2 separate regions of the Homo sapiens genome follow, and region 2 is linked to region 1. Evidence: chromatin loops called from intact Hi-C (ENCODE). Cell type or tissue: heart left ventricle. All regions are shown on one strand.

Region 1 (8,000 bases):
GCACTCCAGCCTGAGTGACAGAGCGAGACTCCGTCTCAAAAAAAGAAAAGGAAAAAAGAGAAAAGGAGCAGGTAGGGGAATAGTCAATTAGATATTCCTCTCATGCTCAGTAAATTGGCACTTTATGTAAGGATAAGATGAACATAGAGTAGCTACCTGGGAAGCTACTTTTTATCTGTAGCTATCTGCTTAGGAACAAAAGGAAAGGTCTTGCATTACTCCACTTTCAGCTTAGTTTTTTCCTTTTGGCATCGTTAATTGGGATCCCAAGATTTTATTTTCCTTCGACACTGCCCATGTAAATTCAAGTATGCAGGCAGAGAGAGCTGGGGAAGGAAGGAGAATGAGAGAAATGACATTGAAATCCTGTAGTGGAGGTGACTCCACTGCTCCTCTGCTGCGGGCATGGAATTTGCCTCCAGGTGAGTGTGAGGGAGGAAATGGAAGCCCACTCTTCTCTTACTGGGTCTCAGATGTTTGCCACACCGGGTGGGATCTTGATGCTTAGAGATAAGAGTTTTAGTAAAACATGGTGTCCTAAACACAGCCTTTAGGGCGCTAATAGCACTCATGGTCCTCAATATCCAGATGTTGAGTGAGTGGAGACCTCAGTGATCTGACATTGGCTTCTCACAGCAGAAGCACTTTAGATTTGTGCCTAGGTAGTATTTTAAATTCCTCTACCTAGATTAACTGTGAGTGACTGTGTTTACCAGTGCTCTCTGCAGCTGGCTTCATTAGGGGCAAGCAGAGAATGATTGATTCTCCCACGGCTCCTTTAAACTCTTTCCTTCTTTCCTGCCTGTGCATGAAATCTTGAGCAAGTCTCCCAATGTTTTTGGCCCCTTCAAGCACAAAACCAGTCTTGTTTCAATAATTGAAAATTCCCATACAACAGGATTCCAAAATCTTGTCCAGCTGAAAGTGACCCCATCTTAGGCCTGTGCTGGCTGGAAACCTGCGACAGCATGGCAGCTCCTTCCCTGCTCCTCACCTGCCTCCCCACCTCCCTCTCACTGCAATGGGCTGGAAAGGGGCAGAAAGGCGCAGTGTGTGGAGGAAATGCCTTTCCTGACTGGTTCTTTTGTAATGAGGATGTGGATAGATGTGCAATTGCTGGCTGTTCCTCCCACAAAGCACATTGGCCAATGCTTGGAATCCCCCTGCTGCGACATGTGGATCACGTCTGTCCTCTGTGTGGCTCTGTCTGACTCTTCCCATGGCCTGTGAGCTTCTGCTGGAGGCTTCCTCTGTCCCAGACAGTCCTCCTTGGTGGGATCCCCCTTATGATGACCCCAGGCCAGGTCCTCTCTGCAGGGTCCCTGACTGCTCTCCAGAACGCATCACCCTCCATGCAAGTGCACGTGCACTGTTCTCAACCCAGCTGGGAACCCACTATTTCCAACCTAGCCTGTTTTCTTCATTCTGCTCCTACCGAAGAGCTGCTGTAGCCCTTAGGCTTAGTAGGTGGGAAACAAAAGTTTCTCTTCATCCCAAACTCTAGGCAACAGGATATCCAGCTCTCATGAAGTCCAAATCACTTGTCTTGAGGGAAGGGGAAGTACTTCCTCTCTGTGGGGTATGGGCAACCCACACATACTCCCCACCGCCAATCTCTTCCACCAGAACCTGCTCTGAGGCCTTGCTGGGTGACACTGGCAGGACTGGCTCCATAGTCTCCATGCACTCTGCTTTAGGGCACAGCACCCATCGTTCTGCCTTGAGAGATGAGCCCACCACGTTGTCCTCAGCCCTGGGGGCTCCTGCCAAAAGTGAAAGATACAGAGTCCCAGTTTACATCCTGTTACACCCTGAGAGTTTCCCCCGGAGTTTAGTCCTCAAATAAATCCACTAGTAGTGGAGCCTCCTTATTTAAGATACTTAGGTTCAGACTTGTCTGTGAAAGTGTAATTGGAGGTGAGGCAGAAATGGGTTTGTATGAGGGCTCCTGACAGAACGAGAAGGAAGGAGTGGGGGTGGGGGAGGAGAAAAGGAAAAGGAGAGCATCATATCTGCCTGAGAACGGTCCCCACCCTCACACCATGGGTTCCCATCTGAGCTCACTGGGGGACGCACATGCTGAAGAAAATGGCATCCCTATACACACAACGGGGCCGGAGTAGTGGGCACAGGCAAGAAAGGCCTCCCTGGAAGAATGCAAGGGATCCACACAGATGCACCCAATGTCTCTGGAAATGACTGGGCAAGACTTTGAGTGAAACTGGAGACCTGGCATTAATGAATGGGATAAAGCTAGAAAAACCAGAGTTATCCTTGATAATGTCACAACATGGAGTCCACAGGCTGGACAAACCTGGGACCATGGAAGCTATACTTTTAAGATCTTAATACAACGTTCAGTTAAAAAACCCTTCTGCTACCTATTTCCTTTAGAATACAAGATGCTAAGACCTGGAAAGCACCCCTTGCAACATCCATGTTTGACACTTTGGACAAAAGGGTTGGCTGTGCAATTCTTAGGACCCTCATCTCTGTCTGGACATTAGTGCCTCGCTATGGCCTGTGCCAAAACATGCGGTAGCGATAGCACACCCGTAGTAGATTAACATAAGTCATAGCCGTTCAGAAATTTCACCTCCTGCAAAAATGCGTTTAAGCTTTTCTTCAGGGAAGGCTGAGCTGTTGGCCCCAGAAGACTCTCAGCTGACCTAAACAACCCTTCTTTTTTATTTTCAAACAGTCTTAAATAGGTTTCTGCATGTGATGACAACAGACAAAAAGATAAATACAGTACATTGAAATTATTCATCTGGTTAAATATTATTGCAATATCTTGAGACTTTGCTAACTTCTCCTGGAGTTCAGATTCTCAGAGTCCTTTGTGTGAACCTCCACTTAAAATGCACAGCAATTGTGCACCTATTTGATAAACTTCCTCCTGTCACTTTCCGACACACACTGGCCATCAGTGCAAGCCAGTGGCTGAGACCGGCTCTTCTTATGCTGTGCTGTCAGCCACAGCCACTCTGACCATAACCCTGGGCCTCCTTTCTGCAGAATAGATTTGCACAAAGACCTCTCTCATAGCTGTTTCTCTCTGTCCCTAGAGGTCCCTGGGCTACGTCCTTGGGTTGGAACCCAAGCCAAAGCTAAGTGCAATGACACAATTGAGCTATTGTGTGAGCTGTAAGTAGAGGGAGGATGGCAGGGGCCCAGGGCTGACTCACCAGGCACACCTGCCTGGTCTGGCCTTCAGGGATCCCAGAGGGTAGAGACTGGGCCTCCTCATTCCAGGCCTTCCACCCCCAAGGGGTTGGGGACATCTCTTCTGCCTCCTCCTACTGTCCCCTGCTGCATTTCTCCTGGCCTTGTCTTCTCTCTACCTATGCAAAGGCCCAGAGGCCAGGCCCTAGACACAGTAGCCCCAAGCCACACCAGTTCTTCAGCAGCTGTGAGTGGAGCAGGAGCCCACACCCTACCTGGAGTCTGAGGTTGGGGATAAACTGGCTGCTGGCCAGACACTGTGTAACAGGGATGAGCTCCTTTCAGCCATTCATGAAACCTTCAGCCACAGCATTTCTAGCCAGATTAAGAGGCTGGGCAGCTGGGCAGCAGCCTGGGGGTATTAAGTGGAGCCCAAGAATGCTGCTCACAGAACTAGGTCCCCTGAAGTGATCCCTGGAGGAACCAGAAGTTTGAAAGGGTTGAGACCAGGAGCAAATGCAATAACACAGATGATGTCCAAGAGGGGAAATTATGCAGAGGAGGGATGGGTGCTGGCTGGGGACCTGAGATGGAGTAAGGTACCAGGCCCTACCACCAGGAGGCAGGCTTTTGGGGGAAAGTTCCAGAAGCAACTTGCAAGAAGATGGGAACCAGGCCAGAAAGTACATTCTTGGGGATCTCAGAGCAGATTTGAACTTAGTTTGCAGGCATGGCTGGTGCAGCTCTCTGCAGACTCAAACTATACAACATGAGTCACACATAGCTACTGAGCATTTGAAATGTGACATGTTCAAATAAAGATATGCTTAAGTGTAAAACCTATACCAAATTGTTAATAAAATTAAAAATGTAAAATATCTCATTAACAAGTTTTTATATTGATTACATGTTGAAATGATATTATATTGGATATATTGGATGAAAACATTTTTATTAAAATTAATTTCAACCTCTTCCATTTCACTTTTTCCAGTGGGTCTATCAGAAAATTTAGAGTGACATAATTGAGTCAGATTATAATTCTATGGGATAGTGCTGGTCTGGGCTGTTCACTTGCCTGAATTCCCAGGTTCCCCCAGCAGGGTACCTCCATATCTTTGTAACGCTGTGCAATACTCTTCTTAGAATATAGTGTATCTGCAAAAAGAACTAGGTGCTATCAGACAAGAACAGCTAGAAAACAAAAAAGATCTGTTGGATATTAAAAACAAGATGAGTCTATTAATAGATTTATTAGAATAATTGGGCATAATTTTAAGGTCATCTTCTATAATGGAGAGAAAAGATAACAAAATGATAGGAGATGCACTAAAAATCAAACCATTAGGAATTCCCATCCCCCAAAACAGGGAAGAAAATGGTGGAAAGAAAATTATCAAAAGTCCTGGGAGATAGAGGAAGGGCACACAAGGGAAGGGCCAAAAGTGAAATCCTCGTCTGTTATCATGGAAAGTCAATTAAAACCTGAGAAAGGTCAGTCTAATTGTATCCTTAGGGCATTTGGTCTGGAAGTGACTACAAGTGCTGAAAGTGGTGGTCTCTAAAGAAAGGGAAAGTGTTGGCATTACGAATTGGCGAGAAAGAGGCAGACTACTTAGCCTAGAGTGGGTGATCCCTAACCCTGTTTTTTCTTTGTTTTTGGTTCTTGTTTTGTTTTGTTTTTTGAGACAGGGTCTTGCTCTGTCACCCAAGCTGGGGTGCAGTGGTGTGATCATGGCTCACTGCAGCCTCTACCTCCTGGACTCAAGTGATCCTCCCACCTCAGCCTCCCAAGTAGCTGGGACTACAGGCAGTTTGCCACCACTCATGGCTAATTTTTGTAGTTTTTGTAGAGACAGGGTCTCACTCTATTGCCCAGGCTGGTCTCAAACTCCTGGGTGCAAGCAATCCACCTGCTTTGGCCTCCCAAAGTGCTGGTATGTGCCTGAGCCACAGCATCTGGCTTTCTTTCTTTTAAAGACAGTTTTGGATTGTGAAATATACCTACAAAGTAGTAAAAAATTAAATGCACAGTTTGACATATAACTCAAACACCCACATAATGGCCACCCAGGTCAACAAATAGAGCATTATTAAGTTTCCAGAGCCCCTTGCCCATAAATTTCTTCCCCACCCAAGAACCATCCTTCCCTCCAGATGTAACCACTATTCTGACTTTAAAATAATCATACTCTAAACAGACAACCTACAAAATGGGAGAAAATATTCACAAACTATGCATCCAAGAAAGGTCTAATATCCAGAATCTATAAGGAACTTAAACAATTTGACAAGCAAAAAACAAATTTAAAAAGTGGGCAACAGACATGAACAGACACTTCTCAAAAGAAAATGTACAAGCAGCCAACAAACATGAAAAAAGTCTCAACATCACTAATCATCAGAGAAATGCAAATCAAAACCACCATTACTGGTGTATAACCCAAAGGAAAACAAATTGTTCTACCAGAAAGACATATACATGCGTATGTTCATTGCAGCACTATTCACAATAACGAGGACATGGAATCAATCTAGGTGCCCATCAATGGTGGATTGCATAAAGAAAATGTGTTACATATACATCATGTATGACATGGTCTGTGTCCCCAACCAAATCTTATCTTGAATTGTAATCTGAATTGTGTGTTGAAGGAGGGACCTCATGGGAGGTGATTAGATCTTGGCAGTGGGGGTTCCTGCATGCTTTTCTCATGATAGTGAGTGAGTTCTCACAAGATATGATAGTTTTTTAAGGACTTTTCCCCCTTTTGCTCTGCACTTCTCCTTCCTGCCGCTCTGTGAGGAAGGACATATTTTCTTCCCCTTCCACCACGATTGTAAGTTTCCTGAGGCCTCCCCAGCCATGTGGAATAGTGAGTCAATTAAACATCTTTCCTTTGTAAATTACCCAGTCTTGGCCTGTTCTTTATAGCAGCATGAGAATGGATTAGTACAATGGAATACTATGCAACCATAAAAAAGAGTGAAGGCATGTCATTTGCAGCAACAAAGATGTAGCTAGAGGCCATTATTCTAAGCAAATTAATTTAGGAACAGCAAACCAAATACTGTATGTTCTCAGTTATAAAGTGGGAGCTAAACTTTGGGTACACATGGACATAAAGATGGGAACAATAGATACTGAGAACTACTAGAGGCAAGAGAGAAAAAAGGACGCAAGGGCTGAAAAACTACCAATGGGGTACTGCGCTCACTACATGGGTGTCAGCATCATTTGTACTCAAAACCGCAGTGTCACACAATAACCCCATGTAAAAAACCTGCACATGTATTCCCTGAATCGAAAATAAAAGTCGAAATTATTTTTAAAAATAAAATACTGCTCTTGACTCTAATAGATTTATCACCTGTGTATGCAGTGTAGTTCAGCTGAGTCTATTTTTAAATAATATATAAATGGAACCATACTGTGTTATTTTGCATATGTTTCTTTCCCTCCACATTCTATTAATAAAAACCCTCTGGGTTTGTGCCTGTCTGTGTGTATGTGTGTGTGTGTATGTGTCTCTCTGTGTGTGTCTACATCATTTTTGTAACTGAATAGTAAATCTATTGTGTTAACATATAAAAATGCATTTATTCTCTCTACTTTTGATGACTCTCTCCTGATTACTGGAAATGAATAGTGTATCTAAAGCTTAGTGTGCTTCCCCAAAAAGTTGCCTGGCAAAAAAAAAAAAAAAAAAAAGAAAGAAAGGAAAGAAAAAAAAAAGAAAGAAAACTGAAGACAGAACAAAACTTTGAAAAGTAGGGAACATTTTGCCAATTTTATTTCAGGGAATTCACTTTAGTTCAGACAGTAAAAGTGACCTCGTAAGTGAATTTTTTTCCCATACCCCAAGCTTGTATAGACTGGTGGTTCTGGCTTAGCAGGCATCAGAAGCCCCTCAAAAGAGTATTAAATAAAGAATGCTGGAGGCCACCCCCACAGTTTCTGACTCAGGAGGTCTGGGTGGAGACCTAAAAATTTCATTTCTAATAGAAATCAAACTTTGCAAACTACTGCTGTAGACAATTCCTGTGCAGAAACTGAGAGGCATCCTAAAGAGGAAACATCAAATAAGAAACAACAGCATGCTCATTTTTGTGTCAGAAAAGTATTTTAAAGACTCCTAACCTGAAAGCTCATTGGCATCAGAATAGTGTTCTTGTCTGTATGAAAATGAACTTTCAGGCTGGGCGTGGTGACTCATGCCTGTAATCCCAGCACTTTGGAAGGCCGAAGCAGGTGGATCACCTGAGGTCAGAAGTTCGAGACCAGACTGGCCAATATGGTGAAACCCTGTCTCTACTAAAAACACAAAAATTAGCCAGGCATGGTGGCTGGGGCCTGTAATCCCAGCTACTTGGGAGGCTGAAGCAGGAGAATTGCTTGAACCTGGGAGGCAGAGGTTGCAGTGAGCTGAGATCGCACCATTGTACTCCAGCCTGGGTGAAAAGAGTGAAACTCCATCTAAAAAAAAAAAAAAAAAAAAAAAAAAAAGAACTTTCAGTAGAGCTAAATCAGATTTGACTGAGGCAACTAGATGGCCTATTGCACTCAGTTTCTCAATCTATGACCATATTGTCTCAAAAGATAATACATGGTAATAAAAAAATTAGTTCATTCACTCTTGAGATTTCAGTGTTATTTCCCTAACTCAGTGTATTATAGGAAAAGTCATTAATGAGGATCCTTATTTTAAAATTTGATTTGAGAGATTTTAGCAAGATGTATTTGCAATCTCCTTACTAAGCTCATTAATTCTAATAGCTTTTCTGCAGACTCCATCAGATTTTCTCCATAGAGAATCATGAGGTCTGGGAATAAA
Region 2 (8,000 bases), 160 kb after region 1:
TGCCAAATCAAGGCAGGGGCCCGCAGTTCTTTTCTCCCACTCTGATTTTTGCCTTTGATAAATTGAAGGGAGCAGTATAACTCTGATATGGATTTCAATTTTCATTCCTTTAGGTGGCATAAGTGGAAATAAACTCAAGCTGATGCTTCAAAAACGAGAAGGTAAATATACCCCAAATGGATAAGGGATGCATTCTTAACTGGATGGAAATGAAATGGCAATATGGATTGTGCTCACTGGAGTCTTGTATTTGGAAAATCAAAAGTGTTTACTCCTTAAAAGGTTAGCAGATATGAAGGGCTTATTCTGTTGGTATGTGGTGTGGTATCTTATTAGATAAATATTATTGCCAGTAAATGTCTGAAGGTTATTTTTCTGAAACCTGTCAGTGTGGACTCAAAAATAAAAGAAACAGTAGTACAGTGTTAATTGCATGCTATTTATTTTAGGACCATGGAGCACTTTAGAGACTATCTTTGGAACACATAATCCTCAGTTGGTGGGGCAGGCGTGGAACAGCAGTGTTGCGGTAGTCCGTGTATCCAAAGAGCTCTTGGGGAAGGGTTTCAAACAGGAAAGCCTTTCTTGTTATTAGCCTCTGTTTTGAATAATGCATCTAAGATAAATGTGACAGCAACAAAATGTCATAGAAATTGAACAGTCTGGGGGTCACAACACACAGGTTCTGGACCTGCTGTAATCAGATCAGGTGGATCAATTGTGGGGTCTCGTGAATGTCATTTTCCCTCTCCCAACTTTCATCTCTATCTGTAAAATTAAGAATCCCTTAGAAATGAAAAAGTGTGACCACACTTCTGATGTGACCATTTAGTCAGTTATTCTTTCCCTCCTAGTTTGTGGGGGATTCTAGCAGGCTGAACTTCCTCCCTGAAGTGGGGTCCTCAGTCATTCTTCCCACACTCCCCAGTTGCTGCTCAGGGGCCCTCCCACAGGTGGCTGGAGAACAGGCTTGGGGCGGTCCCAGCATCTTTTCCTGGGGTTCCAGCCACCCAAGAAGCCCTGGCCCACCCCCAATCTCTGAGGCGGCTCAGAGGGCCCCCTCCCTGTGCTGTGTGGTGGCCAGAGCCTTACCTCACGGATGCCCAGGGATCAACAACGCCCTCACAGAGCCAGTTTGTCATAGGTGAGCAAGCTGCTGAGGCAGTCACAACTCCTTGGTGTGCATCCCGCAGCCTTGACTCAGTTCAAATCAAGAAACACATATTGAGCAACTACTGTGTACAAAACAGTGTTACAATCCCTCAAGGGATTGTAAACAAACAAACAAAAACCCCTGCTGGTATTTGTCCATACGACCAACGAATGCACCAGGCCTGCATTTCCATGATCCTGTGCATTTTTCCTAACGTCATCGAGAGGGACTGTCCACCCACTTTTATAGATACGGGGACAGAGGCTGAAAACGTGACAGCAGGAGAAAAACGCCTAATGGCACAGTGGCTTCCTCGAGCACATCCTGCGGAAGTGGTTCCATTTCAACAATTGAGACTGTGATGGAAAGACGTTAGCAGCAGCAGTGTGAGGGTGCGGGTCAGTATCCTGCATCAATGGTCAGACTGTGAGGCGCAGAGAGGCACTGGCTTAAGGGGATTCTGTGTCCCAGCAGCCTGGTGTGAGAATCAGCTGTACTGTTGGGCAGGGTCTGGTCCCTGCTCACCCGGGGCTCATCATTCCAGTTCCTTTTTCTTACATAATCTCCTGAGCCAAGCACAACCCTCTTGTGTTGGCATATGCAATGGACATGCCCGTATACCTGTGTGGCACTAGATATCCAGTCTGTTTCCTGAATGCGGAGCCTGAGGGGTGGGCCATTTGCCCCGGGAAAGGCCTGGGCCCTGGGTGCGAGTGGGCTGCAGGAGATGAGCTGAATTTCATTTCTACCCTGAGGACCTAGAGGTTGAAGTTTAGTCCATGCCCCTTTATAGGGTTGTACCAAATAACACTTACTAACAGGAAGCATGGTGACAGAATCTACGAGGCTGTGTCACATTGTCACATGCAAGTAAGAATGAAGTTGAGAGTCAAAACCCTCCTACACATGGTGGTGGGGGATGGGATGTATAACAGGGATTCACCGCAAGTGAGGAAGGAAGTCATTCTTTGTGCTTTGGGGATGGGGAATTGATGATTTCAGCACCTGTTCCAACTAAGACTAAAGTGGCCGTTGATGAGAATAAAGCCAAAGAATTCCTTGGCAGCCTGAAGCGCCAGAAGCGGCAGCTGTGGGACCGGACTCGGCCCGAGGTGCAGCAGTGGTACCAGCAGTTTCTCTACATGGGCTTTGACGAAGCGGTAGGTGTTGCCTCCGGCTGCAGGCCTGGCTTCCACAGGGAAGGGTGGCAGGGAGGAGGCCTGGCTCGGGGAAATAGGAAGCAGAAAATTCAGCTTTGCTGTTCATTCCTAGAGTAAGAGCCCCATCATATGCCAAGTGCTATCAGGCACTGGATCATGTTACCTATGGTGTAAGGGCGATGGCTGGAAGTTTCCACCAGGGTACATTCAGGAGGCAGAACCCACGGCAGTCATGAACCAAAACAGCGGGGACCTAGATTCATCGAGAATCTGACTTTCTCGGGAACCCTTTTAACTTGGCTGAACAGTTTTGCCAGGGTATTCTTAAAATAACTCACAATCCCCCAAAACCTATTAACTTTTAACTTGAAGACTGTCAGAAACAACAGGGATGCCGGGATCTATGATGATAATGAAAAGAGATGAAAAGGGACCTGTAAAGAGAGGATGGGTCTTTGTAGAGGTTTTGGGGAAAATTTGTCAATGCACTTATAGGAAAAGATGGTTTACAGTTCATGCGCCTAGATGGCATTGGTGGACGTATTCATTGAATGAAAGACAAAGAGTTTATGATCGTAGGCTCCCAGCTGGGGTGCACGTGGAGGTGAGACGGCAGCCCATGGAAGTCATAGATGCTGCCGCATGGGCATCCATCCATGGTGACTGAGGAGGCTGAGCTCCCTGTGTGAGACGTAAAGGGAGGACCTGTGGCCTGTGCTGCCCCACCAGGGAGCAGATGGGCTTTTCATAGGCAGGACCTCCAAATGGGCAGTTGGATGTGTTTTTCAAAATGGGCACATGATTCATTTAGACGGTGTATACACAATACTGCAGTAGGTGAAGAAAAAAACTAAACCCCTTAGACATATCATTTGTAATGGCTACATAAAGTGAAATCATGTGGCTATACCAAAATTTCCTTCACATTTCCAACCATTGGACATATTACTTGTTCCCTAAGTGTCTTTTTGCTTTTTTTTTTCTTTTTCTGTGCAAATAGGTAAACATGTATAGCCAAACTCTGAGCCAAGCATGATTCTAAGTACTTAGAGGTACGAACTTACTTCACATTCACAACAACCCAAAAGGCAGGTGCTGTTATTTGCATCTCTGTACAGTTTGCCTTTTACTTAGACCACATTCTTCCCAGTGAGGTTCCTGGGGCAAGGGTGGAATCACATTTAAGTATCTCTGAGTATTGTCAAACTGCACATTCCTGTGAGTCACATGTAAGAGCAACAGTTTTCTGGCGTCTTCAGCAGCATCTGGTGTTCTCATTGAAAATTAAAAGTATATGTTTGCTTACTTGATAGATGAAAATGCTATATCCTCCTTCAGTAATTTGCATTTCTTTGATGACCATCATTAAAATGGGCATTAGGAGTTTAACATGCAGGGACGGGCATGGTGGCTCATGCCTGTAATCCCAGCACTTTGGGAGGCCAAGGCAGGTGGATCACCTGAGGTCAGGAGTTCAAGACCAGCCTGGCCAACAGGGCAAAACCCCGTCTCTACTAAAAATACAAAAAATTAGCCAGGTGTGTGGCTCACGCCTGTAGTCTCAGCTACTCAGGGGACTGAGACAGGAGAATCCTTCGAACCCGGGAGGCGGAGTTTGCTGTGAGCTGAGATCGCACCACTGCACTCCAGCCTGGGCAACAGAATGAGACTCCGTCTCAAAAAAGAAAAAAAAAAGAGAGTTTAACATGCAGAAACTACTCAAATAATGTCAGGTGACAAAACCAGAATAAAGATGAGGATCAAATAAGATTACAGTAACTTAATATGCATTAAAAAGAGTACAATGACTACATCCAAGTGTCACTAGTGGTCTCTGGCAAAGGAATATGATCTTCTTTTTCTATGCTCTTCTCTCACATACAGATTTTAAAATCTTAATCTATATTATTTCTGTATTCATCAAAGATTTTAAAAAATTTTTGAAAATACATATTTAAGCTAAAACTGCAAGCAAACTTGTAAAATGAGAGGCTGGGCACAGTGGCTCACGCCTGTAATCCTAGCACTTTGGGAGGCCGAGATGGGTGGATCACCTGAGGTCAGGAGTTGGAGACCAGCCTGACCAACATGGCAAAACCCTGTCTCTACTAAAAATACAAAAAAATTAGCCAGGCGTGGTGGCAGATGGCTATAATCCCAGCTACTCGGGAGGCTGAGGCAGGAGAACCGCTTGAACCTGGTGGGGGGTGGAGCTTGCAGTGAGCTGAGATCATGCCACTTCACTCCAGCCTGGGTGAAAGAGTGAAACTCCCTCTTAAAAAATAAATAAATGAATAAAATAAAATGAGAAAACCCAAGAGGCAAGATTGTTTCACCATGGCCAAAAATGTTGTATTATGGGAAAGCAAAACTAGAGATGGAGCCAAAGAAGTCGGTGTCCTCCTTCCCAAGGCAGAGGCTGAGGTGGGCTCAGATGATTCAGACCCCAGGTATAGAGAATGGCAGTGAGAAATTGGAATCATGCTCTTTAGCCCAGCACTAGCTGGCCCAGTACCCACCAAGAGTGGATGACCACTGAGCCCCAGAGACCACAGACACGGGCTAGGCTGGGGATTCCAGCCTCACAAAGTTCTCAATATTAATTAATGTTCATTGGCAGTCTTGTTAAAATAACAACAGGTTGCTGAGTCCCAAACATCAGAAAGTTCCATGCAGGAGGCATGGAGTGGCTGGTGCCTGAGAACCTGCATTTGTGATTTGGATGTTGGGGTGCATGGGCCACGCTTGGAGAAAAACTGGCCCTGCACCCCAATGGCATGACCCGTTCACCCAGCCCATCTGTCATCTCCCTGCCTTTTTGCTCTCACACTAAATCTCTTGCGATGTCCTGAGCATCAGCACACGAGTCCTAGTCTAAATTAATCTTGCACCTTCACCACCACCAAAGAAAAATTAGTCTCTCCTTTAAAAAAAATGTATTAATAGCCAAGATCAGTTGCCCAAACCAAAACCTGACCATCATTCTACACTACTTACTCAGCTTTAGCTTCTCTATCCCTTTTATTATCTGCAACTGTCTCTTCTCATATCTGTCACTCAGGAACAGTAGGCTTCTTGAAGGCACAGACGACTGTTTTTGGCAGCCCTCCAGTGCCCAGCACAGGGCATGACACACAGTGCCCATCTCAAAGCATTTGCAGAATAAATAAATGCATCTGTGTACACTCTAACCAACAACACAGGTATAAGAGTCACCATCAAATGTACCCCCAGTTCTCTGCCCTGGCACTATAATAGGCCAATGCAGTGGTTGATCTAACTCAGGCAACATTTATTAAGCATCTACTACATGCAGTATAAAGGGCCAGGCACAGGAATGGGGTAGGAAGATAAGACAGTGTTTGCCACAGTGAGATGTGGTCTGAGGGTCAGGCCAAGTTGTTATGGTATTTGGGCACCTGTCCATTTGATTTACCAAGAGAGAGAAAAACATTTAAGTCTGGAATACACTTAGCAAATATTTTACAAAAGTTTGCAAAGGTATGGGCCTGCACTCCTTTGGGAAAAGATAGCTTTTATCAGAGTGAATACTGCTGACTGTTTTGGCCTCTGAGCACAAGAATACGGTAACAGGGAGTTACTAAGGGTTGTTAATCGTTGAAGAAAAACCACCATGAAGAAAAGCCATAGGTAAGATTAGGTCTTAGGGGACTGCATGACCTTAAATCCATTCTCTATCATTCTCTCTCTTTTCCTCCAGAAATTTGAAGATGACATCACCTATTGGCTTAACAGAGATCGAAATGGACATGAATACTATGGCGATTACTACCAACGTCACTATGATGAAGACTCTGCAATTGGTCCCCGGAGCCCCTACGGCTTTAGGCATGGAGCCAGCGTCAACTACGATGACTACTAACCATGACTTGCCACACGCTGTACAAGAAGCAAATAGCGATTCTCTTCATGTATCTCCTAATGCCTTACACTACTTGGTTTCTGATTTGCTCTATTTCAGCAGATCTTTTCTACCTACTTTGTGTGATCAAAAAAGAAGAGTTAAAACAACACATGTAAATGCCTTTTGATATTTCATGGGAATGCCTCTCATTTAAAAATAGAAATAAAGCATTTTGTTAAAAAGAAAAGTCTTAGAATTCATTTGGGTGCAAATTAAGCTGGTGACATTTCTCGTTCCCTTGATGTTTTGAAGTTGCGTCTGAGAGGCACCTCTCTGTTATCACCGTGAGATTCCTCACCACCACCCAGGCAGACCACAGGACTGAGTGAGAGGTCTTCAGTTTGTTAGAACACAGTCTACATGAAATGCAAGGCACACGATCAGCAAGAAAAGCTAGTTGAAAATAATCTGTGGTTACAGAACGTGGAGGATTCCAATCATTTGACAGAAAACCCTTCTGGTTCTGAGCTACAGCTGGACCTGTTTAATGTTACCATCCAGGAAATGAAGGGCAACAGAAAAAAACCTGAAATTTGGTTGATTTCAGAGCCACAGTTATCTAAAAAATAAAACCTTGTTCCATGAATTTAAGACATATTTAAGAATATTCTTTGCATTGTAAACAACCTGAGTGAATGAAAGAAAAGGTGGTATTTGGGTGAGGGAGAGGGAGGATAAGAAGACGGGGGAGGTGAGTGAAGAATCTGAGCCTTTGCTGATAGGAGGGGGTCTGGTCCCAGACTACGCAGAACTGCAGGGGGTGAGGTGGGGGAGGAGATTAACAGCATGAGGGGGGCAACTCAGAATGGGTCTCAGACTTTTGTATGTCACAGACTCCTCCGACAGTCTGAAAGCTTTTTGCTCTTTTCCTCAGAAAAATTACATGCAATTTTGCAGATAGCCTCTGAAACACACCCCCATTCACAAACCCTATGTAATCAATAACCCTAGGCCCAGTAGGAAGCACTGGATTCAGAGCAGCGGTGTTACGGACAATCATAAACAAAGGTCATTCTTTTCTTCTTGGGGATTCATATAAATTAAAATTGTAGTGAAATATACATGAAAGTTACCCTTTTAAGCATTTTCGGGTGTACAATTCGGTGGCTAAGTATATTCACATTGTTGTGCAACCGTCACTACCATCCGTCCATCTCTGGAACTTTTTCATCTTCCCAAACTGATACTGTATCCTTTAAACACTAACTCCCCATTTCTATCCCCAACCCCTGGCAACCCCCATTCTACTTTCAGTCTCTACGAATGTCCACTCTAGGGACTTCATATAAGTAGTGTAATACAGTATTTGTCTTTTTGTGTCTGGCTTATTTCACTTAGCTTAATGACCTCAAGGTTCATCCATGTTGCAGCATGTGTCAGAATTTCATTCCTTTTTAAGGCAGAATAATATTCCATTGTATGGATAGGCCACTTTTGCTTATCCATTCACCCATTCATGGATACTCGGGCTGCTTCTATCTCTTGGCTCTTGTGAATAATGCTGCTATGAACACGGGTGTGCAAGTATCTTTTTGTGTCCCTGCTTTCAATTCTCTTTGGAATTGCTGGATCATATATTCATTCCATGTTTAATTTTTTGAGGAACCAGGCCAGGCACAGTGGCTCATGCCTGTAATCCCAGCACTTTGGGAGGCCGAAGTGGACTGAAATACAAAAATTAGCTGGGCATGGTGGTGGGCGCCTCTAATCCCAGCTACCAGGGAGGCTGAAGCAGGAGAATCGCTTGAACCCAGGAGGCAGA

Evidence for each region. Peaks named below come from ENCODE experiments on the same cell type or tissue, not always from the same donor. Only the 100,000 strongest peaks of a DNase experiment are listed, where the experiment ranks them.
Region 2: it touches region 1 in a loop (2.4-fold over the local background); 23 of 110 quality-filtered maps call a loop at or near these places.

The regions. Positions count from the first base shown.
Region 1 is chr2:105,916,289-105,924,288 of GRCh38, forward strand. No RefSeq gene overlaps it. Among named protein-coding and RNA genes, the nearest start is that of ECRG4, 150 kb to the right of the region's middle. In heart left ventricle, a CTCF peak has its summit at 3,768 (motif pointing right); a DNase peak (open chromatin) is centred at 3,183; H3K27ac peaks cover 712 bases.
Region 2 is chr2:106,071,731-106,079,730 of GRCh38, forward strand. It overlaps ECRG4 (ECRG4 augurin precursor), which reads left to right. Exons shown (of 4, transcript NM_032411.3): 2 at 114-161; 3 at 2,156-2,313; 4 at 6,035-6,425. The coding sequence ends at 6,196. Among named protein-coding and RNA genes, the nearest start is that of ECRG4, 10 kb to the left of the region's middle. In heart left ventricle, no CTCF peak of the experiment used is centred here; no DNase peak of the experiment used is centred here.